Linked DNA regions of Homo sapiens: region 1 is linked to region 2. A link is an interaction called in ENCODE POLR2A ChIA-PET data of the cell type or tissue named here. Cell type or tissue: MCF 10A. All regions are shown on one strand. Links, peaks and the distances in the headings refer to the core of each region. The heading gives the core; the rest is flanking DNA.

Region 1 (17,019 bases), core at 4,584-12,583, 110 kb after region 2:
TCCATGATCTCAATTGACTACACTTTAGGTGTAATTTCATTTTGAGACATCTTTCAAATTATCTACCATTACTCCAAGAAATAACTTTTGAGCTGCTATTATAAGTAGGTGGTATAGGACAGTTCCTTAAGTGTTGTATCGAATGAGAGACAAAGGTGGGCAAAATTTCTGTTTGTGTGATTACATTTATAATGTTAAGAAATTTTGCCATGATCTTTCTTACAATGTTTTCTTCTCCAAGAATAGCTTTGAATTTATGGAAGTAGCAATCTTTCAAATACAACAATTGCTATTGAACTTTTATAATAAGAGTATTGCCTTTACCAATTATCTATAACATTATGGCTGACTCCACAAATTAATATATTGGAGTAAGGATTGTATTTTGAGGGACATGAATGTCCAAAGTTTGGACCATGAAGATGATAGAATCCCAAGGAATAACTGAATTTTAAAAGGCTTTCCCCCCAAAAATGGCATATATATAGTAGTAATAATTGCTACTGTGTACATTTGTTTTAAAAAATCCTAGTGCTTGTGCAAGTGTAATGAATTTTGCCTTATGACATGACTTTTGTGGTGACTATGCAATCTGTCATTGTTCAAAAAGTTACACAGTGCAAAGAACATATCATTGAGATGTATAATGTTTGTAATCCTGCTCTTAGATTGATAAATCATATCTTGTGTTGATGAAAGCCAAGAAATGAATTGCTTTTCTTTGACCTTGGGGGTCTGAGATTAGCCACTTTGTCTATTAGCCTTATTCCAGTGTTCTTCTCACTTCATTTATTCCTTCTGTTTTGAAGAGCTGGAAATAGTAGACTTAGAGGAAGTCAGTAAACCTTGATATCATCAGTCATTTTTGAAAAACAGGCTATCAACACGCTCTGAATAATCAACTTTAATAGAAGGTTTAAATAATCAGAGTGTCATGTTTAATTAATACTTTGCCTACTTCCAGTTTATATTAATTGATGCCTCAAAGTCATCACACCTTGTACCAATGAAAACCTCGAAGAAGTGAAACTTGGTTTGGGAAAAATGCCCAAAGACCTTTAAGGCAGTGTGATCAACCAGATTGGTCTACAAATGGTCCACAATCATGTTATTTGCATTCAGTTCAGATGCTGCCGTCTTAAAATCTTAGTGTATCTGTATTAATTCCTTATTGACTGTGTAATTCTTTACAATACTGTTTTATAAGGCCTATTGCTTGTAGGACAGTTTTATAACCGTTACCTGAGTAAAAAACATAAGAAAACAAAATAGGCAAAATATCTTGCCCAAATGTGTTGTAGCAAAGTTACATGACTAAAGAATAAAGGTTAATTGAAGCCTTTTATCTTGCATTTTGACAACTTGGGAATGCGGCTTGCTTTCTTTCTCCTTTTATTTTTTGAGACGGAGTCTCACTTACTGTGCTGCCCAGGCTGGAGTGCAGTGATGTGATCTTGGCTCACTGCAACTCCACCTCCCAGGTTCAAGTGATTCTCATGCCTCAGCCTCCCAAGTAGCTGGAATTACAAGCATGTGCCACTATGCCCAGCTAATTTTTGTATTTTTAGTAGAAATGGGGTTTCACCATGTTGATCAGGCTGTTCTTGAACTCCTGATCTCAAGTGATCCACCTGCCTCAGCCTCCCAAAGTGCTGGGATTACAGGTGTGAGCCACCACACCTAGCCAAGAATGCATCTTTCCATGAGAGACAAATATTCCTCTTTATATGCATTTAGTTTTCTAACTTAATAGTCGCTAGAAAATAACATATAATATTGTAACTGTATATGTGCAGATTACAGCAATATTGTATTTTGTAATCTTTTTATTACAAGTCAATGTTATCTACATTCTTAGACAACATTAAATATTACTTTAAAGAATATTTCCAAAGTTTCTACTACAAATACTCAAGTTATATGTTTTTAAGATATGTATTAATTTATTTACAAGTTTATAAAGATATTCCCTGTGGCAAAATGAGGCATCTTTTTACTAATGACAATATGACATCATTAGAATTATCTTAAAATGTGACACTGCTTTTCTTCAATTGTTGAAATAATTGATACCTAAATTAGAATCCCTCTGGGGGTTTTTTTTTTTTTTTTGCTTTTCTTTAGAAAATATACATAAAGCTTGATTAATCCATTTTTAAATATGTTTCACAGTAGAAATAGAATTGTGCTAGTTGAGCCACTGAGGCAGACAAAAGATCGGTATTTGGCCAGATGTCACAGAGAAGAGATGATTCTGTGTTCAAAGAACAAGGTCACCAAATTGCTCTTCCTTGCTTTTGTTCACTCTAAAAATTTCGCACTAATAGAACATGTGGTTGATGTACCTTGGGATCAAAATTCTTGCATTTCTCGGCATCACATATGCATAAAAAATACATTTTGCCCAAAGATAGTTTGTTCATATAAGGCTGAAGTGTCAAATAAGTGGTGCAGAAATTATAGGATTATATTATAATATTTTATCATGGGGTAATCAAAGAAGACAGATATTAATCCTTCAAGTGCTTTGTGGAAGCTATTTAGCTTTTCTTTCTTTCTTTTTTTAATTGTAAGGATTCCAATTCCACTATGAGGCAAAATTTGAAGGGCGATGCTTTACTTTCTTTCATAATAGTTGTTTGAAAGTTCTAATTTTAATCTCATTGAGTTTTATATTTTGAGGCAATATATATAAATCTTTTGAGGCTATATATATATATATATATAAATCTCATTGAGTTTTATATTTTGAGAACAATAAACTCTTGTTTTAGGAGCAACAACAGTGGCTGGTTTAATTTTATCCTATCTTTTTGTTCCCTTTAGCTGAGAGAGAGGGAGGGAGGGAGAGAGAGGGAGAGGGAGAGAGAGAGACAGAGAGAGAGAGAATACAAGTGGTGTGATGAGTAGAATAATAGAATCACAGAATTTCAAAATTAGAGGGGACCTTGAAGACCATCTAATCCTTTTTAACCAGATGCAGAGATCTTCTCTATAATACCTTTACACAGCAATAATTCATGTATGATAAATTGAGAAACTCACTGTTAATATAACTTCCTTGAACTGGGCTATCAGCCTTTTTTACTTCCTTATGCTGGTTAGCAACCTGCTAATTGCTATGACTATTTCAAGCCTAGATAAATTTTTGGTTAGCTGGCATAAAAGATGGGTCAAATATTTTGACTGCAATAGATAACAACCAAAATGAGAGTTAAATAAAGTACACCAGAGATTCCAGAGTTGGAACCCTGTTATCTGAAAAGAAATACCTTCCATAATCAGAAGCATTAAGTCAGCCATTATATTGTCTCCAGCTTTTCAGTCCACACTTACATAGCACCCCTCATTCATATTCTTATTTATGCACGTAAGCTACCTTTGTTCTTTTCTATATGTCTGGATTTGAAAGTTAGGTGATTGTGACCAAAATGAGGTTCACAAATAAAGCTTACATTCTGTGTCATACTTGGTGAAAAACTTCTTAGACAACTAAAATCTAGTCCAAGGCCTGGTGCTGTCTGGGCATTCATGCAGATGCAATGTTGTTTAAGATTCTCACTGAAATAGCATAATGTCACATGTAGTTCACTAAGGGTAGAGACAAGATGCATTCAGGTTATTATATTTACACACACCATGCACTGAAATCATTTTGATAACTTTATTCTAGTCACATTCAAACACTGACTTAGATTATTGATCTACTCAGGAAAATGAGCAACTTTTGAATTTGGATAGACACAAGCTAAAACTGTATTACCAATGTAAACATCTAAAATGAACCAAATGAAGTTGAGACTTTCCAGTGAAAAAAATATTTTCTTTACTTATATGAACTATAGAAACATCTACTTGCTGAGTCTTTGAAAATAGCACTGGTTCAGGAAATCAAAATTCTAATCCTGTCTCTTTTTAACTAGCTGTTTGACCTTGGAGAGACCTCTAAATTGCTTCCGAATCTTTGTTTACCAGTTTTAAATGGAAGATGATAATCCCTATATTATAGTTCTCATGGGGTTGTGAGGATAAAATATGTGAAATTCAAAAATGTTAATGAGCTCTGCAAGTAATATACAAACACCATCTGCAACCAAAACCTATATTCTTCAAAGATTAGAATATTTTATAATCTTTGAAAAAATTAGAGGATTAGCATAATTGTTTTATGAATAGGGAGTGCCTTTTCACATACATGACCTATTAATCAGCTTGAAAGGTTGTTCTGCATCATCAGCAAAGTGCCCAATTATTAGTAGTTAAAAGGTTCAGAAGATGATGGGAATCGCTATTTATTTTATAGTCTACTAACCTCCCTCAGGTGACAATATGCTCACACATCGTAATCAGAATGACTTCCTGGCAGATTTTTTTTTTTCTTCTTAACCAAATATTTGTATGCTCACACCCCTATTGTCATCGTCACTGTTGGCTGGTTGTGCTGATATAATGGATGGACTGTTTGCGTTTCTACTGAAGTCACCTATTTTTAGGTTTACTGTCTTACCAAGAAACTCCTTTACGAAATCTGACAAACAAGATCTTGATCTGAGTGGCTGGCATCATGTATTTTAATATTTTATTTTTACTTTTTCTAGAAAAGGAGCTATTCTGTTGATACAAAACAGAAGAATACAAATACAAGTCCACTCCCAGATAATTTTTATGCATTTTTGCTTAATTTAAAAATATAAGCCCATTATTAAAAATACAAACAGTATCTGCTTTCTGACAAGTAGATTGATTGCAGCGTAAAAGTAGCACCTCAGATTACTTTTAATAACATGATGTATATTATCTTCATTCTGCGCTGTAGAAAGCTGAAGTTCAGAGTAGTGAAGTAATTTCTCATGCCCATGTAGTTAGCCAATGAGAAGACCAGAATTGCAATCCATGTTTGCCTGGTTCTAGAGCTCATACTCTTTCTAACGCGACAGCTGGTTTTTGGGAAAACAAAGCTGATCCATGAGGGTACAAGGTGAATGGCTAAGGAAGTAATTTTGCTATGGAAAAGAAAGTTGGAGGAAGAGTAGAACCTAGAAGAGTAGAACAGAGAAGTGAAGATGTCTCGGGCAGCGGGTGAGCATACATACAGCCATAGAAGAATTCTTGGTTTTAGGGAATAGTATGTAGACTGTTTTGACTAAAGGAAAGGATTGTGAAGAGGAGTCAAAATCAAGATAGTAGTAGGATGTGGATAAGGGGATACAGCAACTCTTAGACTCTACTATAAGAATTTTGCATCTTATCCAGTAGCCAATGGTGGGATGGAGGGTGGGAAAACTGTTGCAAGTTTTGAATCTATGGGAAGCAGTGCTTGGAGACAATTAACTTTATGACAATTTTAGTGGATTTTCCTCTTGTGACACATATGCAGTTTTTAAAAATTTATAGTCCATGAAGATATGTTTTAGTTTTATTTTGCATGTTTATTTTGCTTTTTAATAAAAGCAAGTAACTCTGTTAATTGCCTCATACACCTGCATCATTGCTAAAGTCAGACAATATGATAAATCATGTGGCAGAAATTATGGCAAACAGCACCATAATCTCCACACTGTCCAAGTCCAAAGATATGGATTAAACTGCTTAGAGGAAAAGGATGCATCAGCATAGTGTTTACGTACTATGCAAAAATATAGAGCTATCTTTTTTTAATGAAAAAGATACTATCATTTATTTTCCCTGACAATGGAAGAACAAATGGGATTTAATTAAATAAGAATATAGTTCATTTTAAAATTAAATTTATATTTCAAAAGCATTGAAATGAGAATTTGGTTAGGCATTGGAATTCTCAAAATAGAGATAAAAAGGATTATTGTTTAGCCACAATTTAGGGGATATTCAGGTTGAAAAAATGACACACTAATGCCTAAATATGTTTCTAGTTCTAAAATATTATAGTTATCTTTTTAGATTACTGAATATATGAGAACAAATGTAGGGAAGCATGCCTTACACCACAGGCCTATTTTATTGGGGTGGGGAGGGAAGAAGGTGTCACGTACTTTTAAGGTAAAGGAAGTCCTTAGTTAGATTTTCCTTTTTCTTATAAGTGTGGTAAGGTCAAATAGAAATCTTAGGTCAGAGTTTCTAAATATTTTAAATAAGGTGTATTAAAGATCTGATTTTACTCATTTCGTATTCTAAGTGAAGGGCAGGTATAAGGAAGAGAGTAAAATAGCAATGCCAGTGCAGGATATGAGTCAGCCTGGGGACAACTGGCACTTCCAGGCACAGTGAGCATCACACTGGTGTTGTGAAGGTAGCTCTGCACTTGGAGTCAGGTGGCTACAGTTTTAGCTCTTGTTTTGTAAATATTTGATTTTATGTCCTTAGCTACATCTTTTGTCCTCTCTGAGCCTCTGGGTTATCGGCTGCAAAAAAGAAATGGTGGAGTAGCAAATTCTGAGTCTCCCTTCAACTCTAGTATGTTCTATGATTCTTGTCGATGACACACGAGTACCTAGTTTGACAAGGAGAGTACATGACTATGGGAGCATGGCTGAAGGGTGGAAATGTAAACAGAATATCTGTCTTAGGGACACTTTAGAAAAAGTGTCAAGAACATGAATCAAGAGAAAGGGATGCTATGGCCATTTTCCAGATCCCATGATGGTTAGGAGATTAGGCAGGACCAAAGTTTCCTCAGTTGTCTCAGAAAATGTTAAAAAGTTTGAATGGGTAAATGGAGGAAATGAGTCCAAACTGGCACCCCTTCAAAATGGAAACTTAGTTATTACATCTGAAGATCTAGGATCATATCCAACCTATAGAATTGAATTCTACTTAAGGGATCACCTTAAGTAGAGTGTCTTGTGATATAAGGAGTGTACCAGGAAAAATATAGATTTTAAAAATGCTTGTTAAGGGTGCCATTAATGTGGTATAATGATGAATCCCTAATCCTATTTACTACTTTTATTATATATGCCCACAGAAGATATAAAATGGTCTGTAGCCTCTGTGGTCCAGAAGGTTTATATTAGTCTTTTATTATGTGATTCATTATTTTTCTCAAGAGCATAGACATATGGGATTGCCCATAAGTATCCATAGATGCAATTATATGAGAGGAATCTTTTCTGATGGGTCTGCTACATTTCAGTATTAGACATTCCCCATAATTTAGTTAGGATTGCATTTATATATTTCTAATATGCTGCATACATAAAGAAAGAGAGGGAGCGATCCTTGTCATGACTTTCAAAAGTCTGCATTAATTCATTCCTTTTCCCACCTAAGTGGGTATTCTAATGCTTACCTTAAGATCGTTGTGAGAATTAGATATAATTTATGGCTGTGTCTGACAATGCTTTGCTCATAGTAGATACTTATTTAATGGTATGCTTTTTATTGGTATTAAACATCATGTCATTAGTTCATTTGTCACCCATAGGGACTATCAGATCAGGATTTGTGGACATGGGGAAGCTGTTTCTTTTCTTCTGTACTGCTTGACTGTTGGCTTTGAGAAAACCCATTCTCACGAGGGAAAAGACACTCTTACTTGAAACACCCGGCCATGGGAAATGACAATTATCTCAGTCTCAGAGTTGAAGCATTTCTAATCTCCAATGCTGGAGGTTGTTTTTCAAGAACATACAATATTTTTATAATTGTTTTTCTAAGGAGACAGGCTCATAGTTTTTTAAATCACATGGTTTTCCTGGCTATTTAGTGCTGTACCATATTATCTTTCTTTCCCTTTCTTATATGCTTTCTCTTAAAATTATAGAAGTGGAAGAAATACATCTTGCTGTGACAAAAGCTTAAACAATAACCCGTACTGATACATATTATTGAGAATGCAGTGATCAAATACAAAGGCCACTGTTTTATATATCAAGCTGTACAATACTATATGAAAAATAGTTCATGATATCAAGTTCATGGCATAGCATTAAAATAGGCCAAAATATGTAAAAACTAGAGCTTATAATACATAGCCATATAACACAAAATGAGATATTAAAGAATAGAATGTATGATTTTATGAGCAAAGTCATTTCTAGGTCCTGGGAGACTGCCCCTTGCACAATGCTTTTCTTGGTATCCCAAGTCCCACCTCTTCCGAAGAATCTCTTCTATTGGCTTTTCATGATGCTATTTCTTCTTCCTCCCTGATAGTCTATGGTCATGGCCGTTCTCTAAGAGATAGATAGCAAAGGATTTATTATAGTAATGTCTCTACATTTCAAAATGGTTTCAATTATCATATTACCCGTGTGTACAAAGAGTTCTCTACTTGGTTACCTTCTTCTATTCACACATTGACTTGGCTTAGTGTATTGGACTCATTGTCATAATTAAAACCACAATTAATTTGACCTTGAGAAAATAAATTGTCAAAGCCTGTGATGTTAGAGTTAGGAGGGGAGGAACCATCAAAATTCACAACCCTTTTATTGTGAAGCTAACGAAATAGAAGCCACAGAGATGGATTAATTTGTCTATATTTATAAGTTAAAATCCTGATCCTTTTCTAGTACTCTTTCCAAATGCTTAGTGTTGTTGAATAGAAATCTAAGAAAGATGGCTATGGCAAGATTTTAGCCTTGAAATTAGCTGGGGGAAATGTAATCATTAGAAGTGACCTCTATGTCATTTGAGAATAGAACAAAACTGCTTTTAAAAATGTGTCAGAGCATTAAAATTTGCCTGCATTTGACTTTCTAAAGCTGTTAGTCAAATAGATAATGAAAGAGGGTGCTAGGCTAGTTGAAGTAAGTTAATCCATTTCAGGTCGTTTACTGAAGGTCATTTGGTTAGAAGATTAAAATAGAAAGTTTACAATTAGGAAATGCTGAAATGTTAGAATATTATAAGGAAATAGCTGCTTTTTATTGTCTTTAACATCTTTACAGATACACTGGCTCTTAAAATAGGTTAAATATCATTTGTGGAGGCAATATTTAATTTTTCTGTTATTGATATTGTCAAACAAAGTCTCACTTTCTATATTCTGGCCTGAGGCAAGTAAAAGAGAAATTGAAATAGAAAAGAAGATTAACTTTGTTTTCAGCCAGAAAATGACAAAAAGAAACGAGGGAGATAGACAGCAAGTGGAGGTCATGATTTTAAGGTACTATTCGCTAGCTGCTCTGGGTCTTGTGGAAAAAGGTTAAATGTGTTTTAAATGTATGTAAGTGTTTAGCTATTTATTCCTCACAGTGCAGTGTCCTCTTGCCAAGGAGAAGTGATCAAGTGGCAAATGTTGGGGGAAAGCCACTAGAAATTGAACTCAATGATGTCTTTCTCTGAGCTGCGGAATTGTTTGTCTTTATGCCAAGTCACAACGTGGACTCTGAACTGCAGCAAGGGAGAAATCTTCAGTTTGAATACATAGGTGCTTTTCAAACCATTGAGTTTATGATGCAAGTCTGTGACTAGGCAGGGCAGGTATTTCCTGTTCTCTAAAAGATAGTGCTAGTTCTGCTCTATTGCTGCCATTTCTATAGCAATACCTGGGTGGAATTCCCTCCCTGCTTAACCCTGCCTCCTCCACTCCCTGCCTCTGATCTATGCGCACTTAGAAACACAGGATATCCTGATTATCCTGTTTCAGTATTTCTCATAATGGACACATATTGTTTATTCTATTTTTAAATGACGGGAACACAAATCTCTACCCAGTAGTTGTGGTCGATGATCCATTTAGTCAAATGAAGAAAGGAAAATTTATATGTATTCTGTACCTTATTGGAAGTCAAAGTAAAACTTTATGATTGTGGTAAGTATTTTCAGTAACAGTATATAGCATTTCCTCCTTTCTTTTAATAATAATAGATAAACAAATTTAAAATGCCAAAAAAATATGATGAAATTAAAAATCACCTGTAATATCTTAATCACATCAAATAAAAGTACTCACTGTTATTATTTTGATATTTTGTTTCCCCCACAGTTTGTGCGTGCGTGTGCATATATGTAGTGCATTATATTGCTTGAGATAAATGTAAATGTGCATTTTTCTTCCTAACTTTGGTGTTATATAATGTATTTACTTGTTTGTTTATTGTCTGATTCCCAAGGCCAGGGCTTTGTCTGTATCATTACTGCTGTATCCCTGACAGCTGGAAGGTTCTTCCAAGTGTGCCCTGCCATTTAGATTTGCTGCATCTCAAGCTCAACTCCAGCTCTTTCTACTTATGTGCTATAGATCTGTCTCACCGTCTTCATTTCATGTCATTTTATTATATTTTCGTATATCACCTAGATGTTAGTTAAGAACATTTTTAATGCTAGTATAATATTTCTTTGTGGGGATGTGCCAATATTCTTGTGCTCATTTTCTTGTTGGACATTGAAAACATTCCTAATGTTTCTTAATGTATTAGGTTGGTGCAAAAATAATAATAATTCTGGATTATACATTTCATATATAAATCCTTACATATCCAATTATTCTCTTAGAATAGATTGCTAGAAGAGAATTGCTGTGTCAAAGGCAACAAACTTTAAAATGGTCTGTCTATTATCAAGTTGCTTTCCAAAGTGGATATATTAATTTCCTCTCCCAATAGCAATAGCTAAGAATACTTATAGTGTTGGGTGTCATTATTTTAAAAAATCCTGGTTAATTGAAAGGCAAAAATTACACCTCATGGTTTGAAAATGCATTCATTTGATCACCAGTGAGGCTCAATACTTCCAGCATTTTTAGCAGCTACACGTGGTTACCATTTTGGAGCATGAATATTGGTGATTCATCAGAATTCTTTGTATATTATGGGTATTGATTCTTTATCTATTATATTATTTGTAAAAAGTTTGTCCCAGTTTTTCACATTACTCAATTTTCTTTATGATCACAGCTTACAAAACTTGTGGTTTTGTTTCTATAATTTGTAGTTAGATATAATAATCATTTTTTATTTCTGTATTGCTATTATGATCTGCAAATTTTTACATCCCTAGATCATTTTCATCTCACCCATATTTTCTGTTTGTTTGTTTTTTCTGGTTTCTTTTTTACAGCCCACTCTTTACCTTATCTGGAATGGATTTTTTTTTTAAACCTGATATAATATAGGCTCTTGACTTTCCCCCAATTTTCTCAATATCCCAGTATTAGCAAATAGTCATATTACTCCTTAGTTTATGATACTTACATTATATTATATTGATGATACTTTTTATTTATTATATTATATTTATGATACTTACAATATATTACATTGATACTTGTCATTATAATAATAAAATTAATGTATTTTTATGTTATATACTAAGTTGTATTTCAAGGCAATCTATTCCACTTGCCTTTTTATAGATATATCAACCAATTACTATATAATTTTATTAAAAGTTTGTAATACTCTTTTTTAATCTGAAGGGAAAAGTAGCCTCAATTATTATTATTTTTCTCTGAATAAGTCAACATTGAGTATAACTTGTATTTGCATAGAGGTCGTTTTTACTCTTAGCTGTTCAAGTGGATGAAGAGAATCTGTATAGTGCTTTTAAATTTAAAGCTCATGGTGTTTCAAATTATCTTGGTAGTGTTATCTCTCATAATTAAATCTGCTCTATATAAAGATATAGTCCATGTATATGGCTGAGTCTTTTATAGTCCAAAATTTATTTTTCTGTGTACTATGGTTTATTAACTTGACTTATTTTTCTTCTTTCAGATTTAAAAAATGTTAACTAATTAAAGTAACTTCCCAAGTACCTACCAATGACATTAATCTTCCTCTTTTTGTCTTTTGTTCTTTTTACCCCCAAATCCTATTAATACAGCAACTTTTTAATATGATTTTCTACTTTTCAGAATACTTCTTAACAACATAGCAAATGCCAAAATGTTAATGGAAGTATTAATGAAAACATGCAAAAAATATTTCTTTATGATTCTGATAATTATCGAAATTGCCTTAGATTAAACATGAATAAATTTAATTATTATATATGTATTCAAATAGTTGGATATATAATCCTGAGAAAGAATCCTTCACTACATATGTTATAAAAATGGTAATGAACACATTACCTAAGAAGTCTGCACTAGAAATAATAAGATACCTTTTCATTCTTGACATCTTTCTTCTTTTTGAACCAAGTATCTGTAGAAAAATATTTGAATCAAATTTTAATGAAATTCTTATTAGAGGTTTGCTACTTTTCTCACAAAATGGCAATATTGCCAGGCACGGTGGCTCACGCCTGTAATCCTAGCACTTTGGGAGGCCAAGGTGGGCGTATCACCAGAGGTCAAGAGCTTGAGACCAGCCTGGCCAACATGGTGAAACCCTGTCTCTACTAAAAATACAAAAATAAGCTGAGTGTGGTGGCAGTTGCCTGTAATCCCAGCTACTCGGGAGGCTGAAGCAGAAGAATTGCCTGAACCCAGGAGGTGAAGGTTGCAGTGAGCCGAGATTGTGCCATTGCACTCCCGCCCGGGTGACAAGAGTGAGGCTCTGTCTAAAAAATAATAATAAAATAAAATAATAAAAATTAAATTAAATTAAATTAAAAAAAGGCAACATCAATGTAAGCCTATTTCATAACAAGTCTTTTTTTCCCCATGGTGCTTCATCCTCACTTGGTATATTCTAAATATGCATACACAAAACACAATTGTGTTGCTCTTTCAACTTCAGTCGTCACGGAGGGAGCTCAGTATTTTGACAAGGAATGTGAACTGGCTGTTGTATATTTAGAAGTGAGTCTTCCTTGTGCTCCTTTCCCTTCCAAGTGTTGACATTATTTCAGTCTGTTGCTATTTTTCATTGGCTGGTTTCTCTAGATTAGTGAGGCCTGATCCTTTCCATGGCACTCACACCCTGTTTGTACCCAACTCCCCACTGGTGGCTGCTGGCTGATCACACCATGCTGTTTTCGTGTTTTATGGAGAAGTGTTCAGGTGTGGCTGCTGTGTTTGATATTAAATCTGAGATGAACTTCAGGAGATTTCCTGCTTTTTATTACAAATAATTTTGGCTAGGGGCAGTGTTATCCTGTTCATAAATCAGGTGTTCTCAGAGATTTAATAATTTAGAATTCACATGAGGATTTGGTGGAATAAACATTTCCTTTCTCTGTTAAGCTGCCTCTTAACTTTCTATCTTCCCCTTTCTCTTCACTGCTTCCATTTTTTTAAGCCTTCTTTAAGTCTTTGCCAAAAATAAAAATAATAAAAAATAAATAAAACAACAACAAAAGAGGCCAAAGAAGCCAGAAACCCTTTCTGCATGTGGTTACAAGACACATAAAAAGCAGAGTTATGCTTGAGGATAACAAACCGTCCTGACAACCCTTCTCAAAAATGTTTGCACTAGAGATTTAGAGGAAACACTTCAAGGGCCCTTAATAATGCTCATTGAATAGTCTTAATATTTTTATGGAATTGGTGAGTATGAATACATAAATAAAGATGTTTGAAGAGACTATAAGGAGTCAGAAGATGTTTTAGTTTATCTTCATATTAAAAACAGTAGGTAATGGAGAGACCCAGGGTGGGAGACCTACTTAGAAGAAGGAGGTAAGGTTTCCCTGAGGAGGGAGACTTTGATCTGAGAAAAATGGGGGCAACCATGTGAAGATCTAGGGGGAGCAGCATGCCAGGGAGAGGGTCCTCCATGTCTTGTTCTGTTTGAATTTTAGATTCCGTGAGAGGATGAATTTTTGTGTGTAGCTGATGTCTTTATCCCTTTGCTTATTATAATGTCTAGCATATAGAAGATATTTAACAAACATTGATTAAATGAATGAACTTGATATAAAGAATGTTAATAAATGCAATGGGAAATATCCTCCTGAAATTCAGATGGTTTTAAAAACATTTCTTGCAATAAGGTTTTGATAAAAGCTAAGGTTGTAAGATACAGTGACTTATGAAGACATTACGTGAAATAATACAGTCAATGTATGTGACCGTCCAGAGGTCTGACCTGATCCCACAGACAGCCTTTTTAGAATGCAGAAGAGTGAACAGATCACTTATCCTTTAAATGATCTTCTGTAATGATCATTATTTTTCAGCCAGGCTGACACTTTGAAGTTATAATGATGGAAGGTACTTTGATGTGCTGTACTGCTGCTTGAGGACAGAATCACATCTTCAGAAGACAGGAGAAGAGATTGTAAAGTTGGCATCCTATTCTCTCCTGTGAATGACAGAGCAAAATAAATGCAGAAACTTCCTTAGGATGCTCTGTTACATGAGCAAGTGGGCTTAACTGAGTTTTCAAAGAATTCTATTAAACAATCTTTAGGGATTAGCTTTATGTGCTAAAATTATTAAATAATGAACTTTCAAGAAAACGAACTTTAGATTTCATTAATTCAACACCCTTGTCAACTCATGGGGAAGTGTAAGTCCAGAGAGATTTGGTAATCTGTGTTTCTGCTAGTGATGGGGACATGACTAGACCCAGACTTTTCCATAATTCTGTGAAATCAAGTGAATACAAATATCAGAGACAGAACTCCAGAGAAAAGATGTCACCAAAAGACAATTTACATTTGGGATGGTATATATAGACATTTTTCTTGGTTGTGGGAATTTAGAGTATAAAGCTGAGGGAAATGATGGAAGCAAAGAGAAATTAAGAGATGGACAATTGTATGAACCACTTTTGTTTCCCTTGGGCAGAGAGTCCCTGAGCCATTAGATAGTGGCACTTGACTTGAGAAAAATGTTCCTAAAGAGAGGGACATGAATCTTTGTAGTCTAAGAAAAGGCATTAGTAAATACAAAATGAATGCACAAAAGCTTATTTTTCAAAAGTTTTAACTTTTGAGCTGAAAGATAAAAGATCACAACATTTCCATTTCTGCGGGGAATATGAATCTTTATAAATGGACAGCCTGAGGAGAGGAGAGGGAGGGCTTACAGGAGGTTCTGCCATTCTGAGAGCCTTTGTGACCTTTTCAGGAAACTGTCAACTGTTCCAACCAGGAGTCTTCATCACCACTTTCTTGACAGTGACATATTATCTCTCTGAACTGGCAGGGTGCTTAGCCCATCAACTCTGTTTTTTTCTCTTTCCCACCTTTCCCTCTGCTCCATTCAGCTGCTATGTCATGTCCTCTGTGGCCTTGGCATGTGGATTTACCACTTTAACTAAAGCCAGGCCATTTCTATTGGCTTCCCTATCAATTTTATACTTTTCCTACTAACATTAGCTTCATTTGCTAAAATTATTTTTCCCTTAATTACTCTAAGAGTATGAATAGAGATTTATTGCAGTGAAAAATTATTTTCAATTTTAGGGTCAAATATGTGCATACATACCTATATAATCATTCATATTTAGGCATTTTATAAAGCCAACTCATCTATATTTTATTTATTTATTTAAGATGAAGTCTCACTCTTGTTGCCCAGGCTGGAGTGCAGTGGCACAGTCTTGGCTCACTGCAACCTCCGCCTCCCGGGTTCAAGCGATTCTCCTGCCTCAGTTTCCCAAGTAGCTGGGATTACAGGTGCCTGCCACCATGCCTGGCTAATTTTTCTATTTTTAGTAGAGATGGGGTTTCACCATATTGGCCAACCTGGTCTCAAACTCCTGACCTCAGGTCCACCCGCCTCAGCCTCCCAAAGTGCTAGGATTACAGGTGTGAGCCACTGCACCAGGCCCAATTCCTATATATTTTAAACTATAGGAAGCCAGCATTGGGTCCACAAAGTGATGTAAAGACATGACTTTGAGCATCTAGAACAGTGATTTTAAAACCTACCTCAACTACTGGAACACATCTTTCTTTGATAGAATGTCAATACATAAAACTAGTAAGAGAGGACTCATCTGGTTGAAATGAGTGAGAACAGGATAGTCTATAATCCCATTGCTTATCTTATATTCTAATTCCCAGAGCACCCTACTTGAAAGCCAGTTGTTTAGTTGATCACTAGATATCAAAGTGAAATGATCAATATTAGTTGCACTTGCCTTTTTTGGTCAGAAATGTTGGAGGCAATTTTGGGTGGTAGAAGCAGTAGTTCGTTTGGTGGGATTGAATGTCTCCATGTTTACTTGTTTCATTTCTTATTATGCAGCAGAAATGTGATGGGGCCTGGTTGTGTGTGTATAGTATAAGTGTTGTCAGTTCCTTCTAAGACATGCGTTTACTGTCTAAGGGAATTTTGAACCTCATTCCCATTTACCATGCCAAAACATATATATCTATTTTATGTTGCCTTGTTTTTAGCATAAGAGTATATTTACTTAACGTTGCTTGTCTTATTATGAGTCCTTGGGCAAAACAAGAGGCAATTGTACTTTGTTCTTTGTTGGATGGGTGGCAGTTTTCAGAAATGCAACAGATTTTTAAATTTCAAAATAGCAAACAATGGGGTCTATCTTTCCTCTGTTTTGGGGAAGTAAGAATAATAATTATTTTCTCTCCTAGCTTTTAAAGATGAAAATCAGTTTTTATTTGATATTGTAATTTAGGACATCATTTTAATAATTTTATATCATATGCTTGTCTCATAAATAATATACTATACAATAAAATTTAATGAGGACCCACTTTAAGTCTTGTATAGACTAATTAAAAGCTACAAAAAAGTCTTGATATAATGAGGTCCTTCATTCTTTTATTAGTTAGAATAATGCTAGCTGTTACAACAGACAACCCACAAAATTTCAATGGCTTTAAACAATCAAAAGTTTATTTTTAAAAATTATATAACACTCCATTATTGGTGTCCCTGGCCACCAGTAGGCTTTCACGTTTATTCTGTGACCCGTATTCCTTTCATCATGTGGCTTTGTCATGCTATAGGTCCTTTGCAACTAGCTCACTCAGGAAAAGAATGTCACAAGGTGACACACTTAACCACCTTGGTCTTCAATGACACATCTACTCACATTCTGTTTGCAAGAATGAGTCACTTGCCCCTCCTAGATAAAAGAGGGGCTGGGAAATGTGGTGTCTGTTTTGGTAGCTGCTTCTCATAAATAACTTATACTTTGGAAAGAGAAAACAGACTTTTGGTGAGTAGTTGGTTGTCTGAGCTGTAAATCTGAATCTTAGAAACACTATTATAAAAATCGTTTACCG
Region 2 (17,019 bases), core at 5,808-13,807:
AGTAGTTCCAGACTAATGAGAGCAAACAAGATGGACTTGCACAAGTTAACATTCAAAAATATATAATGTTTAAAGTAACTATCATATCACCCACAGGCACTCTGGACAACCAGAGGTAGATGCTTCTTTTTTATATTAATCACATATATTTCTGTGGATCATCAATTGCTGTTGCATGCTTTTGTGTTGTGAATGTATTAAAAAGTATTCTTTTTGAAAATAATGGAAAACTCCAGTTTTGACATCAGAGCCTCTGACAAGTGAATCTGTTCTCATTATCTCAACATCTATCTTGGCTTGTAAAAATCCTGCAGCTTTATGATGCATCACGGTATCCTTCACTACCTCCTCTTGTTCTTAAACATAAAGCTGCCACTTATGCTAGAACAAGCTTGATAAGATTGTCTTATAGATCCAATCCATTTAAAGGGAACATTGCTGCCAACACTAACATCCTTTTGCCACAGCTCTTCTCTGCCTGAGTTAGAATATTATGCTCAAGAGTTAGAAGGATGAAGTGCAGATATACTATATGCACAAAATTACCACTCACTCCTAAAGGGTTAGAGCCTTAAATATCAAGATATTCATTCTAATATGGACAGAGGAAAAGTGCCGTTTTTGCACTTTCTTAAATGAGGCCATAGACTTCAACCATCTACTATACTATCCTTAGTAAGTGGACAATAAGAAGAATAATAAACCGTGGTTCATTTTAGATGTTAACCCACATCCAAATACCTGAGTGACCTTCTCTCTAAGCTGTTTTAAATAAATGGTGTATAAAATACACACCAAGAGAGTCATAAATGGCCAAGGTGATATTTGAGGCCTTATGGGAGGTACTCATTTCAAAAATTCCATGCTCTGTCACCTCTAATGATCTTTGGCTCTTCATTTAGCTGAGAGTTGGCTTTTTAATGAACAAATGCCCTAAGCAGTCTAGATGGCATTCTTATTATGGTCATATATTTTGGAAGTGTGATGGGGAAGAAATTGATATAAGAAGAAGGTGTAAGAGAAGGAAAAGAATACCCGAGAAATGGAGGGCATACGTGTCCCCATCAAAGTGATAATAAATGTGGTGGGGTCGCAATGCCTGTGGTGGTGAATGCCAGTTGATGAATGAAGCCTCATATTTTGTACCCCCAAAATTTAAGGATTCTGGATGTATCCAAGTGTTTGTTGTATATAAGTCTGATAGGCACACAGTCTAGCCCATAATCAGTGTGCATGTATTTTTTTTCATATTATAGAAATTTGGATGTTCCCTGGGGTTATAAAACAATTCTGGGGTCTTCTGAGGTATTCCAGGAAGTGTGGGACCAAGTAGACTGCTCCTAAACCTCTTGGAATGTCTTGAATTCTTGTAGTTAAGAAAGGAAGAGGAAAAACTGTATAAATAATTTGCCAGATTTCCACTAGTTATCTTGGTCTGAGAATTGTCCCCTTGGAGGTAGTCCTGGTGGAGTTTAGAGCACCCTTTTTTTTTTTCCAACCTCAACAGTCTCAGAAGCTTCTGGACCATAATGGAATCCTGTTAAGAGTTAAATATAAGTATCTCAGCAGTGTCATGGGCTTCTAAATCAGGCAACAAGAGGATATTCAAGTATCATTACCTCTAACTCAATTAGCCTGGGTCATGAAGCTCAGGGACATTTGATTATCTTCAGTGATTGATTGTGGCTCCTAAATGGCTCTATTCCATATGGAAGCATCTTTTCCTTACATTTGAAACAAAATATTTGAAACTAAGGTTTATATTAGCTCCTGTAAGCACACTTGCAAAATTATATTTGATAAATCTTTGGGTTTTGAAGCCACATACCATTTTAAAGCATATTGTGTCAAATGACATGGTTCCAGTTATACCTCGAGGAATTATTGGCTTGTTGTCATCAAACAAAGATATTTGCTTTTGTACTATATAGGGACTCTGGACTAATCAAGAAGCACAAATGACATGTAATAATTGCTTTAATATAATTCTATGTGACTTACTTGTCACTCATGTATAGAGTAGACTTGCATGTATATTTTCAGCATATTAAACTTGCTTCCAGTATCTTTTAGATTTTTTTTAATTGCAGAATGTTTTTATTAATTTAGATGACTGGGAGCCAAAGAAAGGTAGCTTCTGGAAATTCCTTTCCATGTATAAGTCTCCAGATTCAAATAGTATTTATTAAGTTAATGTTATATATCAACTTCAGAACCCTGCCATTTCATTTATTTACAGTGAGACATGAGTAGATAGAAATAGCCATATACTTTGTTTTTCATTCTGATATGTGTTTAAAACCTGTGATGTCAGAAACATGAAATCAGTTTCTGACAAGGGTATTGACCAGGGTATCTGTAATTCACAAGTAATGAGAAGGGAAGAGTTAATGGGATTTTTTAATATGCTGAATAGGGCTTTTCTGCTGAATAGCACTACATTGTCTGAGAGCAACAGCTCTTGAATATTAAAAGAGAACCGTTTTGTCTTGTCCTGTTGCCATGGAAGGAGAGAAGGTGATTTTAGAAAAACAAACAGGAAAAGTCTCGAAGAAATTAGATAGATTTGAAAACAATTTGCCTGGTGGTATTCCTTTTGCCCAAACTGTATATATGTGTAAGAGGAGGGCAGGGCAAATAATCCATCCTTCCCTTGTTTTGAAGACAGAGTAAAGCTCTATTGCTGTCCTTGAGACAGTGCAGGATGGGGGTGCTAAGGCAGGATGAAACTAGTATGTAGCTAGTATACACATTGGGACTGTCCTTTCAATGGGCATTCGTAGCTGCACTTACTGCACCACCTTAGAGGCAGCACAAGCTACTTTTCGCTTTTACTTGGCCATATTTTTGTCATGGGAAAGAAAATTTAAAAAATTGCTTTATCTCCATGGATTGAAAATCTTTCTTTATGTTATGCTCCATTAAAAAATGAAAACAAGTTCAAAGTCTCAGTGCTTTACAACAATAACAGTTTATTTCCTACTCTGTCAATGTAGGTTCTAGGAGAGCTGTGGGTCTGCCTCACATATCTTCCTTATTTGGTGATTGAGACTGAAGGAAAGAGCCTTACCTTAGTTTTGTGGCAAAAGGAAAGAATAGTGACAGAGCCATGGGATGGCTCTTGAAGCATCTACCCAGAGGTAGCAGATATCACTTTTACTCACATTGCATTGGCCATGGTAATTTACATGGCCAAGTGTGATGTAAATGACCTCCTCAGACCATGGAGTATGCCTTTCCCAAAGAGAAGCATTTCAAGTCACATGGCAACAGATAGAGGCATATAATCTTCTTTTAGGAAGGAAAATGAAAATACATAATTGAGATAAATAATGCCATCCTCATCACCCTTGATCGGTTTTGAAGGCTTATGGAAATAAAATGTGATACATTGGAGGCTGTAGATCTTGCTTCTTAAGTGTATAAGGAGATAGGCTAGCAGTGATTCCCACGATTTAGAGTTCCTGAGGATCACCTAAATAAGTTGTTAAAAATGTAGGTTCTCTCAGCCCAATGCTCATCATTCATCATTCAAAGAATAGACAAAGAAATTATTTTATACACACACACACACACACACACACACACACACCATGGGATTCTATTCAGTCATAAAAATGAATGAAATAATGGCATTTGAAGCAACCTGGTTGGAACTGAAGACAATTATTCTAAGTGAAGTAACTCAGGAAAGGAAAACCAAACATCATATGTTCTCACAAGTGGGAGCTATGAGGATGCAAAGGCATAAGAATGATACAATGGACTTTGGGGACTCGGGGGAAAGGGTGGGAGTGGGTGAGAGATAAAAGACTATACATTGGGTACAGGGTACACTGCTTGGGTGATGGTTGTACCATAATCTTAGAAATCACCACTAAAGAACCTAGTCATGTAACCAAATACCACGTGTTCCCAAAACCCCATTGGAAAAAAAAAAAGAAATAAACGAAAGGAGGAACAATTAAAAACAAAACAGTCCTGTTCTAGAAAAAGGAATACAAAGCATAACTAAACTAGGCATGAACTTTTGGGTGGTAAAGTTACAAAGAAAATAAAGACTTGATTACCGTAAAGATCAGGACTGTGATTACTTTTGAAAAGAGGGAAGGGACTGTGATTAGGATAGATGGATGGAAAAATTATATTTTTTAAACCTAGCTATGGTTATAAGGGTATTTGGTTTATTTTATATAGTCTTCTATATCTGTTAGATTTTACAATAAAAAGTTTTTTTTAAACACTGAGAAAAAAAGAGCAGGTTCTCTGATACAAGACAAGGATGCTCTCACTCACCACTTCTATTCAACATCGTGTTGGAAGTCTAAGCTAGAGCAATCAGGCAAGAGAAAGAAATAAAGCACATCCAAATAGGAAGAGAGGAAGTCAAACTATCCCTGTTAGTAGATGACATGATGCTATATCTAGAAAACTCCATAGTCTTCAGCTGATAAACAATTTCACCAAAGTTTCATGACACAAAATCAATGTAGTAAAATCACTAGCATTCTTATACACCAACAACAGCCAAACTGAGAACTAATTCAGGAAGGCAATTCCATTCACAACTGACAACTGCCATAAAAAAAATAAAATAAAATACCTAGGACTACAGATAACCATGGAGATAAAAGATCTCTACAATAAGAATTACAAAACACTGTCAAATAAATCAGAGGAGACACAAACAAATGGAAAAACATCCCATGCTCATGGATAGGAAGAATCAATATCCTTAAAATGGCCATACTGCCCAAAGCAATTTATAGATTCAATGCTATTCTTATCAAACTACCCACAACATTCTTCAGAGAACTAGAAAAAATTTTTTAATTCATATGGAACCAAAAAAGAACCCTAATAGCCAATGCAATCCTAAGCAAGAACAAAGCTGGATGCATCACACTACCTGACTTCAAACTATACTACAGGGCTACAGTAACCAGAACAGCATGATACTGATAACAAAAACAGGCACATAGACCAATGGAACAGAATAGAGAGCCCCAAAACAAGGCCACAGATCTACAGCCATCTGATCTTCAACAAAGGTGGCAAAAACAAGCGATGGAGAAAAGACTCCACATTCAATAAATGGTGCTGGGATAACTGGCTAGCCATATGCAGAAAATTGAAACTGGACCCCTTCCTTAAACCGTATGCAAAAATTCACTCAAGATGGATTAAAGACTTAAATGTAAAACCCAAAACTCTAAAAACCCTAGTGTCTTCTAGGGTTTTCTTATAGTTTCTTCTAGATTTTCTTATCTAGGCAATACCAATCAGGACACAAGCATGGGCAAAGATTTCATGACAAAGGCACCAAAAGCAATCCCAACAAAAGCAAAAATTTAAAAATGGGATCTAATTAAATTTAAGAGCTTCTGCACAGGAAGAGAAACTGTTAACAAACAGACAACCTACAGAATGGGAAGAAAATACTTGCAAACTGTGCACCTGACAAAGGTCTAATATCCAGCATCTATAAGGAACTAAGACAAATTTACCAAAGAAAAACAACCCCATTAAAAAGTGGGCAAAGGACATGAACAGTCACTTTTTTTTTTAATAAAAGACATACATGTGGTCAACAAGCATTGAAAAAAGGCTCAATATCACTGACATTAGAGAAATGCAAATCAAAACCACCTCACACAAGTCAGAATGGCTGTTGATAAAAAGTCAAAAAGTAACTGTTGCTGACAAGGTTACAGAGGAAAGGAAACACTTGTACATTGTTGGTGGGAATGTAAGTTAGTTTAACCATTGTGGAAAGCAGTATGGTGATTTCTCGAAGGGTTAAAATCATTCTACCATAAAGACACATGCACACGAATGTTTTTGTTTTGTTTTTTTTCTTTTTGAGATGGAGTCTCGCTTCATCACCAGGCTGGAGTGCAGTGGCGTGATCTTGGCTCACTGCAACCTCTGCTTCCCGGGTTCAAGCAATTCTCTTGCCTCAGCCTCCCGAGTAGCTGGGACTACAAGCACACACCACCATGCCCAGCTAACTTTTGTATTTTTAGTAGAGACGGGGTTTCACCATGTTGGCCAGGATGGTCTCAATTTCTTGACCTCGTGATCCACCCGCCTCGGCCTCCCAAAGCGCTGGGATTATAGGTGTGAGCCGCTGCGCCCGGTCACGAATGTCTATTTAAGCATGATTCACAACAGCAAAAATACAGAATCAACCTAAATGCTCATCAGTGACAGATTGGATAAAGAAAATGTGGTAGATATACACCATGGAATATGACGCAGCTATAAAAAAAACAACAACGAGATCATGTCTTTTTGTGGGAACATGGACAGAGCTGGAGGCTATTTGCCTTAGCAAAGTAACAGAGGAACAGAAAACCAAATACTACATGTTCTCACTTATAAGTGAGAGATAAATGATGAGAACTCATGAACATAAAGGGAACAACAGACACTGGGGTCTGTTTGAGCATGGAGGGTTGAAGGAGGGAGAGGAGCAGAAAAAGGAACTATTCGGTACTAGGCTTAATATATGGGTGATGAAGTAATCTGTAAAACAAACCCACGTGACATGAGCTTACCTATATAACAAACCTTCACATGTACCCCTGAAACTAAAATAAAAGTTTTAAAAAATGCAGGTTCTCAATATCACCTCTCCTCCATCTCACCCCCACTCTCACTTCTAATATAGTAGTTTGCACGGAGGTCCAGGAATCTGCATTTGAAGTTTCTTGGCAACATTTTCTGAAACACTGACCCAGATGATCTCTGTCTTCAGTCATGTGGTTGTGCTGTAAGAAAAAATAGTATCCAGAGAAATAGTTTCTATGAATTCCCAATCCTCAGCTTTCAATATTTCACAGTCCCTATATTTTGGTATCCCTTTTATTCTTCTCTCTTCTCACTCATGGTAAAAGGAGAATAGAAAAGTGACACAAATCCAGATATGTTATAAAAGAGGATTAATATTATCAAGAGGGGAGTTTATTTGTCCTCCTGTAAACATTCTACCCTAGAGAATTAGAAACACACTGGGGAGTAGATGCCTTCAAAAGCCCATAAGATCAGTTATTTATGCATTCGTTTTCACCATTTCAGGATGCAAAGTTATCAGAAAAGACAACCTCTCTGGTCTCAAGCCAGCTGGGACACTACCAGGATGTGACTAGAATTCTTTAAGGAGGACAGATAGGTATCAAAGGGGAAAAGAAGAAGAAGGGGAGGAAGAAGAGGAGGAGGGGGAGGAAGGAGGAGGAGGAGAAAGGGGCAGGGAAGGGAGATGGGGAGGAAAAATGTAGAACAGTTCTCTGGGTGGCCTTGGACCAGCCCTATTGTCCTCCCTTTTCTCATTTCTAGTTCTCAAGAACAGCTGTAGAATGTTCTGGGAATGCAACATTCTGAGATAAGGAGGGCTGGCTGGAACAGCCTGAGCTCTGTTCTGGGACCCCGCTTTACTGAAATAAGATAACCTTCAATGTTTTAGCCCAGCAAATCTCATTGCCCCACAGCATAAAACCAAGGTTGAGAGGCTTTCTGGGGTCCCTCAGCTGATACAAGTGGGGTATGCATGGAGGACACTCCATCTATCCTGGGCAAATTTCTTGAGCCTTGCAGACTGGCTTACAATGTGTCACGGGCTTCTGTTGTCTTGCTGCCTATCTGTAAGTAGTAAAAAGTCTCTTCATGCAGCTTGTTGTATGCACAGGTGTTTTCTCTCACTGGACTCAGACAAGTTGGTGACCCGCACACAATAAACCTGCTCCACAACAAGAGGAGAAGGAATTCCAGGTAGATCGACCTTCTATTCCTCTGGGTATAACTCTGATCCGCTGTGAGGAATATTATTATATTATTTCTGGCAGTGGGCCACAGTGGTACACCATTTGGGATGTGGTTGGGGGTAGGCTTAGAAATTCAGAGTGGAGCATACTATTAAACTTATGTTAAGAATCAGGATGGGTTTTGTCTACTATTTTGATTCTATTAATAGCAGGAACCTGAAGATAACAGGACCTTGCCATGCCAGTTACTATTTCTCATTGCAGTGTTTCTTCTGAGCAGTAACTCTAAGGAATTGGCCAAGCATCATCTTGTTGCTTGTGCTGGGAGGGAGAAGGGCTGGGAGGGAGAGAGCAATGACATTCCTGCTGTGAGGAAAGGGGCAGAAGCATCAACTCCCTTGCATTGTTGTCTTACATGGAAAGTATTCTGTTTCCCACTTTTTTCACTTCACATTGTGTCTTTTGCATTTTTTCTTCTTGCTACAATGTATTTAAAACTAACATTTACATTCACTAAATTTATGCAATACTCCACCTAGTTAGTATATTTTTTCTGCCATTTCCCTATTATTTCGTATTTAAAATATTCACAATACTTGATATTAAAAAAAAACCTAAAATAAACATTTTCGTGAAAGCTTTTGTCTACCCAAACCTAGTTCTCTAACATAAATTCTTATTTAATTCCTACGTTTAATGGAAAAATCCTTTTAAAATATGTGATTTTTTTTATTTTTAACATTTTAATTTACATGGGGCTAGATTTCTGTTCTTTCTCACTCACACTATCTCCCCTTACTTTTATTCTTAATTTTGTTTCTTGAGATGAAAAGAGGGAAAAGGGGTGAAGTGAGATCTAGGGGCATACCCTGAAAAGTCAAAGGTAATTTAAATTTCTCTCAGAGCCATTTCTTTACAATGAAATGAGCAAATGGAAATGAAATAAGCAAAAACAAAATAAGAAGAAATAATTAAAAGCAAAGACACAAAAATTCTAAATTAACAGCTTAATTTTTTTTTAAGCAGAAAAATTCAAAGCTAGAGTGACTAAACTTTCAATTATGTGGAAGGCTTTAGAGCAGTGGTTCTCAGCCTGGGTGTGTGCCACACTGACATGTTTGGAATGGTGTGGGAAAGAGGATCACGCAGAGAGTGGGGTTAGGAACTAAGCCTAATTTTGAACCTCTTACTCAAATTGCAGCTTAACCATCAAAACCTGGGGATCCTCATCACAATGCTGTGCATAAAATCATAAGTCTTACTGATTAAAAAGAAATTAAGAACATTGAAAGGGTGAAATTAAAAATACTGGCAGCTCTCAATTTGCTAATTCATATGTATCCATTTCAGTTACCATGATTTAGTTAAATAACACCAGTCCCTCAATAGCATGGTTCACGTTTCATTAACTATGGTATATTAACTGCAATTTCATGAAGTTCTAACCTCACTGATAGCACTTCAGTTCAGAAATCACTACATAAATATCAGATGCACATCATGATGAGTGACGGATCACCTCAGTATGGCTACTGCACATCTGTTACTCAGTTACCACCCAGCAAAGCATGTAATTGTGTTGCCTCCATGTCTTCCCATGATAAACTCACATGACATTTTACAAAACGGATGATTAAAAGAAGGAATTGTGCAACAGACGAAAGTGCAGCCAAGAAATGAAAAGCAATAATGCTGGATGTGAAATTAGATCCGATAAGAAGACAGCTGACTATGGAATATTGACATTGCTGTCATTTCAGTTTCTAGGTATGAGGCCACAGAAATTTACTAAAAGAGAACTTAACATAAATGAGAAAGGTAGTTGTGATGAACAGAATGAAGATGTCCTAGAGGAAGTAGTGCTGGCAGAAAATTTTCACGTTAGAAAAAACTCTTGGAGGTGTTTCAAGACACTGAAAGAACGAAGAATACAATGCGGGAAGCCGATCCGAACTTAGAAAAGCGTATGATAATTCGCCAGTGCGTAAAGAAAGATGGTGCTCCACATTGTTAGTTACATGACAAGGAGGCAAGCATGGTTTAAACTACTTTTGATAAGTTTTTATGAAAAGTAACTTCAGTTTTAAACATTTCTCATGTTTTAAGTTATATTGTACTAGGTATTAGTTTTACTATTTTTATTTGCTTGTACCTTTGTCAATGACAGCAAGAAAGATTTTGATGTTTTGGCAAAACTTTTTAAAGGCCAAGGCCCAATCATTAGTTTTCTCATTGATTATTAAGATTGCTTTGCGCAATCATCTTTGCAGTCCCACACTATCGTGCTTGTACTGAGGATTATCTGTACCTTATTTACTGTTACATAGTAACTTCAATACTGTCTCATTTAGTCCTCACAATAACTTGCTGAATGAAGCATGCATTATTATTTGTATTTAACAGAAAAGAGAGACTTTAGAGAAATCAAGAAATATGTTTAAATTTATGCTTACTCTTGGCTGAGCTGTGGTCCTGCAGTTGTCCCGTATTCTCTCTTCACTACAACGCTGCAGAGACTTATTCCCCTAAGCTGCCCTGTCCATCAGACAAGCACACCATGCCCGTTACATTCCCAGAGTTCCAGTTATATCCCCTCCCACCCAGGGGCTCCTCTGTTTTGCAGGGTTCACTGTGGTCTCAATCTGGGTCTTGCCTTTGTAGATCAATCGCTCTTTTGTTTCTCTACTATTCAGGGCATATTGTTGTTGCTGTTTTAAAAACATCTGACTCTCTCTTTTCTAATGAAACTGATTGTGTGTTTTTCCACAAGGCCAGACTCTCCTTTCCTATGATCAAATAATTAAAGGCAATGAATTAATGGAAGAAGCTTGCCGACCCCTTCCAGTGACCATTGGAATCCCAAGACTTCATTCCAGTCCTTTTTCTTCCTCAATCATCAAGCCCATCACTTTTTTCTTCTTACGTCTTGTGGATTTGTCTCTGCTCTCAATCTCTGTTTCTAGATATAAATTTAAACATTCATCATCTTTGCTGTAGTATATTCGTTTATTTTATAAACGCTGATAACACTATGTTCCAGACATTCTTTTAAGTGCTTTACAGCTTTACAAATATTAGTTTATTTAAAACCTCTTAACAGCTACATGAGGCAGATACTATATTATCATTCCCATTTATAATTGAGAAACTGAGACAGAGGCTTAAAGTAACTTTCCTAAATTCATACACCTGGTAAGTGATAGAGAAAGGATTTGAAACCAGGCAGTCTAACTGCAGAATCCATGCTTTAGGCACTGTTTTAGAATGTATCTCATTCATTCATACATTCATGCATTTATCCATTTAGCAAACATTTATTAAGTGCTTATCGTATCAAATACTGTAATAGAGAAGAAAGAAATGTATAAAAAATAAGTGGAGAAATGTTTTATAGGTTACATCACAGGTCAGGGTTAAAGTAAAGACACTAAGGAGTGAGCGGTCAAGTCTAAACAAGAAAGGCAGAGAAGAAATTTAAAATAGATGAGTCTTGAAATATGTGTGGGCAGTTACCTGGGAAACAGAACACTGCATTTTAAGGGCAAGAGCATTTTAAAATAGAGGGAGGGCTGATAACAAAGGCATGGAGGCATGAATAAACTGGTATGTTTGAGCCACTTCCACGTGGTTGAAGCAAGGATTGAGGTAGGGTTTAAAGTGAGACGAAAGGTTGAAAACACAGGAAAGACCCAACGTCAGGGGCAAGGACTTGGTGGTTCTGGCAATGAAACTTGAGTGTACATCTGACTCATGCGCTTCTGCCTGGGGCAACACAATTAGACTGTAGGAAGCTAAAACAAGGGAACTTGTATTCTAAACAAATCACCAAGTTTATTTTGGGGTAAAATAGTTTGAGAGCCACTGCTGCAGGTACGCCAGGCCTCCGTGATCTGGCTTCCGGTTTGAGTACTCTGCAGAGCACTTCACAGACAGCTTCATTCTGCACCATGGGAGATTGAGCTTTCCTCTTAACAGAACGAGTCCATTCTTATTCATTTCTCCATTGGAAAAACCAGTACTTGTGGAGTGACTCCATGTTAAATTCCTTCTGTATAGAGAAGCATATCTTGGTTCAATTTTACATAATTTCACCATGCTAGGCACTTTGAGTTATTGCAAAGATGAGAAAAAAATAGATTTGGCTTTTAGCAGCTCAACATCTAGTCATCCCCAATCTATTTTTCATATCTCATTATAAGAGTGTGATCATTTTAAAAATTTGCATAAGAGATCTTAAATAATATATGAACACTAAAGCTGGCTAGCATTCTTAGCGTTATACAGTGCATCCTGCATTCACGGATGGGAAATGGGCATCACTACTTAATGGCTACAGAAGGTCTCCTGACTCTGGGCTCATGCAGTTTTCCACCACATCGTGTTCCTTCTCACTCCAGGTTAATTCCTTCTTTGATGCATATTCTTTCTTGAACATTCACATATAGTTTTCTATTTTCCAGAGCACTCTTTCCTCCTCCTTTTTACCTGTGAACTACTAACCATGTAGTCTAAGCTTAGCAACACTTCTTGTGCCAAGCCCTTCCTGACCATCAAAGTTGTGGCTAAGTGCCCATTTTAGTAACCTGCTGTACTAGTACATTTTTACACTGCTGTAAAGAACTACCTGAGACTGGGTAATTTATGAAGAAAAGAGGCTTAATCGACTCAGTTCCACAGGCTTAACAAGAAGCATGACTAAGAGGCCTCGGGAAACTTAAAATCATGGCAGAAGGCAAAGAGGAAGTAAGTCCGTCTTACCACGGCAGAGCAGGAGAGAGAGAGCAAATGTGGAAGTGCCACACACTTTCAAACAACCGTATTTCCCGAGAACTCACTTACTAACATGAGAATAGCAAGGGGGAAGTCCGCCCTTGTGATCCAATCACCTCCCACCAGGTCCTTCCTCCAACACATGGGGATTACAATTTGAGATGAGACTTGGGTGGGGACACAGCCAAACCGTATCACCTGCAGTAACACTTTAATAAACAAATGTCTACCTGGATGTTTTCTCCACTAAACTGAAAACTCCTGCAAGATGGCACTTTCCCTGATGTATACCGTGTTGTGTGCCCTGAGACTGCTAAGTATTTGTATTCCCAATGCCTAGCAGTCTCAGGACACACAACAGGGTGTACCTTGATGACTTAGGAATTAACGAATGGATGGATGATGGATCCTCTGTATTTCCTTTTATGAGGAAGAGATTAATTTGTACTTATTCCAATAAACCCACAACAGATTTGTATTTAGGGGCATTCATTCAGTTTCAAGGAGCTGCAACAGTTGAATATTCAGTGCTGTTTTTGTGATAATATTTGACATTGAAGATTATATTAAAATTGATGTTGGTGTTTGTACAGGCATTTTTGAACATTAATCAAACAATGACGGGAAATATTGCTACAAGTTATGAAATTAAGTAGTTGAGGAATGATACAACCAAAGTAAGCAATAGAAACTCTAGTTTTTGTCTAGTGGGGGTGGGGGTTTGGGGAAGATATAAAACCTAGGCTACTCAATCTACTTTCAGCTTCTCATCTACTTCTAGAACCATAAAATATTAATGTATAAGTCACTTTTAAAAATCCTTTATTTGACCTCCAAACAATTTAAGAATTGCTGTAATATCTGTGAAAAGTGGCCCTCTACCCAGTATTTTAATTCTTTGAAATAGTCTCTTTACTTCAGAATAATTAGAAAACTCAAAATAGTAATAGTAATATTAATAATCTTCTCTAAGGTTGTAATCTGGGCTGAGCACAGTGCTAGATGTCAAATATACATAATCTCATATAGCTTTCACAGCAATCATATGAAAACTGTTATTACCCCCATTTTACTAAAAGGGAATAGCCAAGACTGAGAGAAGGCAAAAACATAAGTCCTCATCTGCTAGCAATTATTGGTGATGTGATTTTATATTATTGTCTCAATGACTGCAAAATCCAAAGCCTTTCTTACGAAATATACAAGTTCTCAAATAATGTATTGTTTATATTAATGACAGTTTTTACTTCCCTAATTTTATATATTCATTTTAGTTTTGTCTTTTAGAGCAGCCCAGAAAAATCTCATCCCTCTTTTTCAGCACAGTCTTTCAGAAATTTGAAAATCGTTATTATATACCCTGTAAAACATTTCTACATGAATGGAATTAGTGCCTTTATAAAAGAGACCCCAGAGAAGTATCTTGTTTCTTCTGCCATGTGAGGACACAGTGAAAAGACAGCCATCTATGAAGAGGACCCTCGCCAGACACCAGATCTAGTGGCACTTTGGTCTTGGTCTTTTAAGACTCCAGGAGTGTGAGGAATAAAACACCCAGTCTGTGATATTTTGTTATGTTAGACTGAATGGAATAAGACAATGTTATGGACTGAATTGTTTCCCCTAAAAATTTATGTGTTGAAGACTTCACACCTGAGTACCTTAGAATGTGACCTTACTTGGTGATAGGGTGTTTACGGAGGTAATCAAGCTCAAGTAAGGTTATAAGGTGGAATTTAATCCTGCGTGACAAATTTCCTTATAAAAAGGGTGAATTTCAACACAGAAACATGCATATAGGGAAGGTGATATGAAATTGCAGGGAGGACACCATCTACAAGCCTAGGAGACAGGCCTGGAACAGACAAAAGACCCTCCCCTCACAGCCTTCAGAAGGAACCAATCTTGTCAACATCTTGATTTCAGATAGCTAGCCTCCAGAACTGTGAGAAAAAACATTTCTGTTGTTTAAGCGAGCCGGTTTGTGATGGAACTTAGTTATGGCGGCCCTAGCAAATGAATACATCTACAGATTCTTCAGCTATCTTTTACAACACTTTGTTTCCCGTTGGGTTTTGACCACTGGCATTTTAATGTAGCAATACCCCATTTGAAATTTAATGTCAAGGCTAAACAGATGTAGTCTGACAAGTGAAAAGGAGAGAGAAATGGTTAGCTTAATTTCTCTTTTTTCTAGTTACTGTTCCTCAACACACTATGAGTTGCATTGAGTTCAAACAGCTGAAACTTTGGATTCAGAGTGAGCTTCTGCTTTTTGGATGCACAAACAATGCTTTGAAACCCTTGTGGAGAGGGGAATCCTTCTCCACAAAGTCAGCAGCTCATTAATCATAGACACAAAATTTGGAGAAAAAAATGAACTTTCTGTTTTTCTCCATTTTCTCTCTTTGATGACGCAGAAATGGAAATACATTTTTGTAATACATCTTATTTCAGATCACTAAGCTGAAAGCAATCTACATAGCCATAAATTTGGAAATAACAAGTATAAAACATTTCAGAGTGAAGGAAAAATTTTTTTAAAAAAGAATTTACTGAAAAGTAAAAGTATCTGTCACAACTGTAACAGGACTCTAAGCAAACATATTAAAAGTAGCATTTCTAATCAAATTCATATTCACCAATATCAGAAAAAAAGTAGAATGGGTATTCTCAGATAACCACTTTCTTTGCAAACAAATGATGACTGTTGAGGAGGAATATATAAATCATGATGTTGACCCTCTTTTTGAAGGTAATGTACCTTGAGTTGTTTTCATAAGGGTGGTGATAAATTCTCCCCATCTATCCACAATCTTTATATGCCCACAAATATACATATGTTGTACAAATATGTACGTGTTTAGGTATATATACATATATGTCTATGTGTGTATATGTGTGTGTGTGTGTGTGTGTGTGTGTGTATATATATGAAACCAACCTAGAGGAGGATAAGAATTTTAGCAACAATGTTTTCTCTTGCAAAACTAGAAAACTTACATGAATATCAAGCATATGACTTTGAATTAACACCATGGTCCAAATGAGCTAATGGATTAAATTTCAAAAACATTTCACACAGTGACATATATGGAATATAAGCCTTATTTTTACAAGCATTCACATAGTCACTATTTACATAGTCACAGAGACATAGAATGTGGTCATATTTTACATAAGCTTGAGATAATGTGACATAGCACGTTAGTAAAAATCTCACTTTATGGGCATGAACTAATGCTTTAAAATAAATCTAAGCTTTTTTCCCCCGAATTTTTAAGAATTGCATTATGTGAGAGCCATGGAATCAGTCTGAAGGAATTATAAAACAAGTCGTTGCTCTTGTCACAGGATAATGCTGCCTTGTCCTTTACACAGACCCCCAGACCGTTAGTGACACATCTCCGAATGATTTGCTTAACTCTTGTCCTTTTTTTTTTTTTTTAACATATACTGTTATCTTTAAGAGTTTTTAAACATCTTATAGCAATGTCATACAAGTATTTACTGGGAAATAAAGCATATGCTAATACTAAAAAACACTCTTGACTCTCAGGAATGTTGGAAAGGAAGTTAGGTGTAGTATACAGTATGCAGAAGTCAGCCATAGGTAGCCTTTTAAGATGGCCTCCAATGATCACCTCCGCCTTCTGGTATTTATAGCCTTGTGTAATCTCCTTCCCTTGAGTGTGAGCTGGAGCTAGCAACTCACTTCTATCAATAGACTATGGCAAATGGGATGGGATGTCGCCTCTGATATTAATTTACAAGAGATTGACTTCAGCCTTGTTGGCATATTCCATCTCTCTCTCTCTCTTCAGCACTTTTTGCTTGTGTGTTTTGGTAAGATGAGTTGCTACGTTATGGGCTGCCCTATGGAAAGACCCATGTGGCAAGGAGCTGAGAGTGGCCTCGGGCCAATAGCTGGTGGGGAACTGAGGCCCAGTCTAATAGCCTATGAAGAACTGTATCCTGCCAGCAACCAAGTTCCAAGTGAGCGGGGAAGCTGACCCCCAGTTGAGGTTTGAGATGACTGCAACTTCTTTAACACCTTGATTGCATCATGACTGTGCAAGACCCTGGGCCAGAGGACCCAGTTATGCCATGCCCAGATTTCTGACCAACAGATATGTGAGATAGTAAATATTATTGTTTTAAGCCACTAAGTTCTGGGGTAGTTTGTTACACAGAATAGATACTAATTCAAAGACAAATACTGACCATGTTCTATTTTATTGTTAATTTAGGACAGACTGGGTTTTTTTTGTCGACCCGGCTGGAGTGCAGTGGCATGATCTCAGCTCACTGCAACCTCCGCCTCTTGGGTTCAAGCAATTCTCCTGCCTCAGCCTCCCAAGTAGCTGGGACTACAGGCACACGCCACCACGCCCGGCTAATTTTTTTGTATTTTAGTAGAGATGGGGTTTCACCGTGTTGCCCAGGCTGGTCTCAAACTCCTGAGCTCAGGCAATCTGCCCACCTT

The links. Peaks named below come from ENCODE experiments on the same cell type or tissue, not always from the same donor. Only the 100,000 strongest peaks of a DNase experiment are listed, where the experiment ranks them.
Region 1: POLR2A ChIA-PET joins it to region 2 with 11 read pairs; 2 of 35 experiments call an interaction of 5 or more read pairs at or near these places.

The regions. Positions count from the first base shown.
Region 1 is chr4:138,192,090-138,209,108 of GRCh38, reverse strand. The region is part of intron 6 of SLC7A11 (solute carrier family 7 member 11); the gene reads left to right. Among named protein-coding and RNA genes, the nearest start is that of SLC7A11, 42 kb to the left of the region's middle. In MCF 10A, for the core only: no CTCF peak of the experiment used is centred there; a DNase peak (open chromatin) is centred at 9,388.
Region 2 is chr4:138,303,045-138,320,063 of GRCh38, reverse strand. It overlaps LINC00498 (long intergenic non-protein coding RNA 498), which reads left to right and starts at 7,377. Exons shown (of 7, transcript NR_198994.1): 1 at 7,377-7,770. It overlaps LINC00499 (long intergenic non-protein coding RNA 499), which reads right to left and starts at 10,353. Exons shown (of 3, transcript NR_051987.1): 1 at 10,217-10,353. In MCF 10A, for the core only: no CTCF peak of the experiment used is centred there; DNase peaks (open chromatin) are centred at 9,413 and 11,493.